Linked DNA regions of Homo sapiens: region 2 is linked to region 1. A link is a contact called in ENCODE Hi-C data. All regions are on one chromosome and are shown on one strand. Each heading gives the region's core, a stretch centred on a gene start or an enhancer-like site at or near the end of the contact. The rest is flanking DNA. Distances are from core to core; before and after follow the strand shown.

Region 1 (2,906 bases), core at 407-2,906:
TGGAACTCTTTTTTTTTTTTTTTGAGATGGAGTCTCGCTCTTTCGCCCAGGCTGGAGTGCAGTGACGCGATCTCTGCTCACTGCAAGCTCTGCCTCCCGGGTTCACGCCATTCTCCTGCCTCAGCCTCCCGAGTAGCTGGGACTACAGGCGCGTGCCACCACGTCCCGCTAATTTTTTGTATTTTTTAGTAGAGAAGGGGTTTCACCATGTTAGCCAGGATGGTCTCTTATCTCCTGACCTCGTGATCCACCCGCCTCGGCCTCCCAAAGTGCTGGGATTACAGGCGTGAGCCACCGCGCCCGCCCCTGGAACTCATTTTTTAAAAAATTTTTTTGAGATGGAGTCTTGCTCTGTCACACAGGCTGGAGTGCAGCGGCGTGATCTCGGCTCACTGCAAGCTCCGCCTCCCGGGTTCACACCATTCTCCTGCCTCAGCCTCCCGACTAGCTGGGACTACAGGCGCCCACCACCACGCCAGGCTGATTTTTTGTATTTTTAGTAGAGACGGGGTTTCACGTGTTAGCCAGGATGGTCTCAATCTCCTGACCTCATGATACGCCCGCCTCGGCCTCCCAAAGTGCTGGGATTACAGGCATGAGCCTCAATTTTATATTTTGCCCTAGACTCTTATTCCTTAAATCTTCCTTAAAATAGTGGTTGCAAAATGGAGGCCCATGGGCTGGATTCAGCCTGTAAAACTGTTTTGTTTGGACTGTAGAGTTAAAAAAAACAAACAAACCCTGTATTTCCAGCATCTCATTAAAAATCGTATGAGGCACCGGACTTATAGTGGTACAAGACAGCAACTGTCTCTAGCTGACAGTTGTTTCCTTTAAAAGCCGTTAAGAGTTCTTTAATTTGCGAACCCTCGCCATTCACGGAATACCTGCTTGTGTTCTTGTATTCAGGGCACTGGAGTGCGTGCCAGCTGGTCTGGAAGCAGCTCCAGCAAGTCACTTACACGGTGGCCAGGGGCGGCCTGACTTTCAATCCGAGACCCGCCGGGAATGACTTTGGGATAATCACAACCTCCGGTCCTCAGTTTCCTTACCTGTGAAATGGGGCTGATAACGCACAGCTGTGGGAAGCACCGGCCCAAACGCAGGGCTTGGGGACACGACCACCATCCCCGCCCACGGGTCCCCGCGCCAGGCTTCGCTCTCCACCCCTCCCGCCGCGGGCCCCAGCGCTTCGCCGAGGTCGGCCCCGGGCGCCAAGAGGCGTGGTCGGCCCGAGCGGACCCTCGCGGCGGCCATGGCGTCGGTGGTGGAATACAAGGGCCTCAGGGCCGGCTACCACTGCGGCTACTGCGATTCCAAGGAGGGCAAAGCGTCCTGCGGTGAGTGTTCCCGACGCCGGAGTTGGCGCGGCCGCCGCGCCCCGCACAGGCCCTCGGCGGGGGAAAGGGCAGGCTCGCACCCCGACTCCCGCTTCCCTTCCCCTCTTGACTCTCCCCATCCTGTTTCCCTTCCCGCTCTGTCTCTCCGCCTCACCCTCACTGACGACGGCGGCCCCTTATGGAGAAGGAACGGAAATAGTGGAAAGCTGCCCTCGGTCAAGATGGCGCGGGCGGCGTCAGCTCCAAGAGGCGCCGGGCCGGCCGGGCCTGCGGGCGCCCGAGTGGCTTCGCGCGAGCCTCGGGAGGCTCCCGGGCGGCGCGCTGCATTGTGGGGTGGCGGCGGCGGCCGCGCTAGCGACGCGGGGCCGGGCGGCTGAGCGTTCGCGGGGCCGAGGCCATGGCTTTCTGGGCGGGGGGTTCGCCCAGCGTCGTGGACTATTTCCCTAGCGAGGACTTCTACCGCTGCGGCTACTGCAAGAACGAGTCGGGCAGCCGCTCCAATGGTGAGCGAGCCGGGCCGGCGGGCGTGGGAAGCCGGGCGCCCGGGTCTCGGGATCCCAGGGTCCCCCAGCGAGGACGCGAGGGGGCCGGAGCCCCTGGCCCCAGTGCCACGGCCGAGACGGAGGGGGCACTCTCGGGAGGGCCGCGGCGCCGGCTTAGCGGGGCAGCTTCGCGGTGCCTGTTCTGCAGGAAAATCCTAACCGGTGCCCGTACTCTCGAAATCGTGGTGGTCTCCCCAGAGTCGGGAGACGGACGCCCGTCTGGGGTAGATTGTGTGAGGTGAAGGACGGCGCGCAGTGCCAGGGAACGCCCCAGAGCCGTAGTTAATGGCCGGGGCTGACCGGTGGGTGCTGCGGTGGGAGCGTCCCGGGAGCGAGGGCGAAACGCGGTGCAGAGGGAGCTGTGGGTGTGCACACAGGTGCCGGTCATGTATGAATCAGACTTCCCTGGACGAATGTACAGGAAGGATGAGCCCTTTGCATCTCTGGGTTAAAAAAAAAAAAAGTTAAAAAAAAAAAGGACAAGAAACTGGTGACCGCGGTCGCTACCGGCGAGGGATTCTGTTTGTCCTGATCTGTTTGAAATTTTTACCATTTGCTTATATGCCGTGTCTTTCCTCCACCCACCCGGACGACAGCAAAGCCAGCCCACAAGTTTGTTTTGTTTTTCCATCGTGATTCAGATTTCTTTGGGGGAGATTTGTTGCTGGTAAACAAAACATCGTGTTTATTTCCTCTCTTGCCATGCATTTGCCAATATAGAATGTAGACTCTATTATTTTAATAGAACAGTCTAGCTTTGTGGAAAACGAGATTCGCATGAAAACACACAGGCATTTTCCATGAAAAAGGTGTAAGTGGGGAATGATTTGGTCGATAACGGTGTGTGCATTTGCTCCTTCATTAAAAGTGTTTATTAAGTGCTACTTGTGGGCAGCGGTTTTGAGTAGACAGTTATGCAATCGTTAGAAGTGAGGATTATGAAGACTAAATGGAAAAATGCTTCCAGTTTGGACTTAAACGGAGAAAATCAACAGGATGCAAATGGCTTATGCGACATGATTAC
Region 2 (2,918 bases), core at 22-2,521, 1.1 Mb before region 1:
CACCTTGCTGGAGAGCCCATGCACCAAATGTACTGTATTTTTGTATATATACTTAGAAAGTAGAGTCACATAACATTTGCATTTGATTTCTGTAAATTCATCTACATTAGGCATTAAACAACAAAAATAATAATGTTAACATTTCAGAATATTTCAAAGAGTATTTACTCAAGAGTGAGCATGAGAAACACGAATGTAATCTACTCTTCCCCCAGTGGTCTCAGTTTCCACATGCTTCTCCAAGAGGATGTATCTCACTGTGCTGAGTGTGAGATGAGGAGGGCTTAAAGAGATGTATTTGGAACATACAAGTTTTTCCGTAAATACAAACCCATTACTTCCTCTGGTGGTCAACTAAGAAACAGCCATCCTTCCCAAAGCTGGCAGAGGCAGATTTACTTTGAGATGAACAAAGATTAAGCTTCATAGGTCTGATAATGCATTTGTACAGCCTCTTTCTATCGTTCTGAGGGACCCCAGAAATTTTGTTACTTATAGTTTTTATTCCTTTTCTTAAAGAGGATTCCTCAAATTACAAAACCTGAATCCACCCGTAGCTAGACGTTCAAGTTTTAGAACTTCTTTCCCTCTCCTAAGGAGAAACTTCCTAAGGGATTTTCGACAGTGCATTTGACTATAGGGGCTTTCCACCTTGCACGCTGACTTGAGAACCTGACCCTGTCTGAAGACTCAACTGTATAGAATATACAACATATACATGCATCAAATATACAGATAAGCATCTAAAATGCATCGTTCTAACAGTTGGCTTTGTAACCACTTTCTACAGCCAACGCATTCACCCTCTGCAGTAACTATGTTAACCCAGCTCCACTTTTCTCGAACTTCACCTCCCACACCAAGCAATGGGCGCTCATGGCAAATCACCCAGGACCGCGTGGACGCGAGTGTCCCCGCCCCGCCCCGCCCCGCCCCGCCCCGCCCCGCGGCCCAGGCCCCGCCCCTCCGTGCTGACCGCCGGTCGCGCTCTTGCCCCGGCGAGAAACGCGTCGGGCATGACGTCATCATACGCGACAACACCGATGGCCCAACCCTGCTCCTGCTGCAGCCGGTGGGCGAGGGCGCGCGCGAAAGTCGATTTTCCTGCCGCGGGGAGGCCACAGAGGACGCAGAGGCCTCGTTTCCGCGGCCCGTCGCTGCCGGTTCCTCTGATGTTCTCGGCGGTCTTCATGCTGCCCGGGGAGACCGGAGGAGTCTGGGAGCGTCGTCTCCGCTCTACCGTCTGCCCTGCGCGCACGCGCAGCGTCTCCGCCGCCTACCGGCGCAGTGGAGGAACTGGCCTAGCTGGGTTTCCGTGCGGCCCCAGAGGCACCTGCTCCACCGGTGCCCTGCTTGCTCCCAGGGACCAGAGGCTGGAGAGACCGCGGCGCTGCGTTCCTAGCTCCTGGACATTCCCAAGGGGTCCCAGAGTTAGGATTGATCTTCAAATAGAATCACCCTCCCTGCCGAAAGTTGCCAGCCAGTAGGATTGGCGCCTCAGTTTTGTTAGGATGAGGTCTTTCTGCTTAGGAAAATCCCAAAAGAGACGTTGAGCCTTTCCCTCCAGCAATCTTTCGAAAATAAGTTACTGGAAATCAAAGAATAGAAGGCGAGGCTGACAGTCCGACCACCGCGCTCCTTTGCGGTTCCCAGATGTGAAGAGTGCAAGGGCAAAGTAAACATTCGTTATTGTGCCCTCACAGCACCAGTGGGCAGCAAGCGTGAAGAAATATTGTCAGGAAAGGCACATCCACAGACCTCAATTCCAGTGCATGCAGACAGAGAACAATAGGTGTTTGTGTTAAAAAGTAATACTAAGCTATGGAGAGGTACAAAACAAGTTTTTGTTTTTTGTTTGTTTTTAAGACGGAGTCTCGCTCTGTCGCCCAGGCTGGAGTGCAGTGGCGCAATCTCGGCTCACTGCAACCTCTGCAACCTCCGCCTCCTGGGTTCACGCCATTCTCCTGCCTCAGCCTCCGAGTAGCTGGGAATACAGGCGCTTGCCACCAGGCCCAGCTAACTTTTTGTATTTTTAGTGGAGACGGGGTTTCACCATGTTAGCCAGGATGGTCTCGATTTCCTGACCTTGTGATCCGCCCGCCTCGGCCTCCCAAAGATTACAGGCGCAAGCCACCGCGGCTGGCCAAGTTTTTTTTGTCTGGGGGTGTGTTGTAGAAAAATTGAATTCAGATTACAGTTTTTTGTTTTTTGAGACAGCGTCTCACTCTCTCGCCCGGACTGGAGTGCAGTGGTCCGATCTCGGCTCACCGCAACCTCCGCCTCTCAGGCTCGAGGGATTCTCCTGCCTCAGCCTCCCGAGTAGCTGGGATTACAGGCGAACACCACTACTGCCCAATTAATTTTTGTATTTTCAGTAAGAACGGGGTTTCCTCATGTTGGACAGGCTGGTCTTGAACTGACCGCAAATGATCCACCCGCCTCGGCTTCCCAAAGTGCTGGTATTACAGGCGTGAGCCACCGCGTCGGGCCTAGATTCCAGATTCTTTTATCCTTATATTTTAGGGGATAATTCCTTCTTACCTGTAAAGGGTATGTTCAAAATGTGAAGACGTAAGGACAAAATCAGTGTATACTGTGTCAAAATATGACGAGTAACCTGCTAAAGCTGATATAATTTGTATGAAGCACTTACAAATAATCTCATTTTCCTTTGGACTGAAAGTGAAGAGCAATGAGTTAAACTCTTTATTTCATGACATTTTATCATTATTGGTCCAGTATAAGGTCCCTCTCCTTAATTTGCCCCTCCCCCACTTTTTTAAGAGACAGGGTTTTGCTTTGTCACCCAAGCTGGAGTGGAACCATAGCTCATTGTAACCTCGAATTTCTAGGCTCAAGCAATCCTCCTATCTCAGCCTCCTGAGTAGCTGGGACTATAGGCATGTGCCATTGAGCCT

What was found. Hi-C counts contacts between places; a loop is a spot of excess contacts on that map. Pooled maps may share reads with other maps.
Region 2: a pooled map shows a loop between it and region 1 (15-fold over the local background). The contact joins the promoter of PSTK here to the promoter of ATE1 in region 1. A Hi-C loop is called at or near these places in 9 of 50 pooled maps.

Annotation. Positions count from the first base shown.
Region 1 is chr10:121,926,781-121,929,686 of GRCh38, reverse strand. It overlaps ATE1 (arginyltransferase 1), which reads left to right and starts at 1,656. Exons shown (of 12, transcript NM_001001976.3): 1 at 1,656-1,843. The coding sequence starts at 1,738. It also overlaps the pseudogene ATE1OSP. RefSeq lists silencers at 1,075-1,374, 1,565-1,984 and enhancers at 890-1,756, 2,295-2,444.
Region 2 is chr10:122,978,754-122,981,671 of GRCh38, reverse strand. PSTK (phosphoseryl-tRNA kinase) reads right to left here and starts at 1,271. Exons shown (of 6, transcript NM_001363531.2): 1 at 977-1,271. The coding sequence starts at 1,192. RefSeq lists an enhancer at 940-1,259.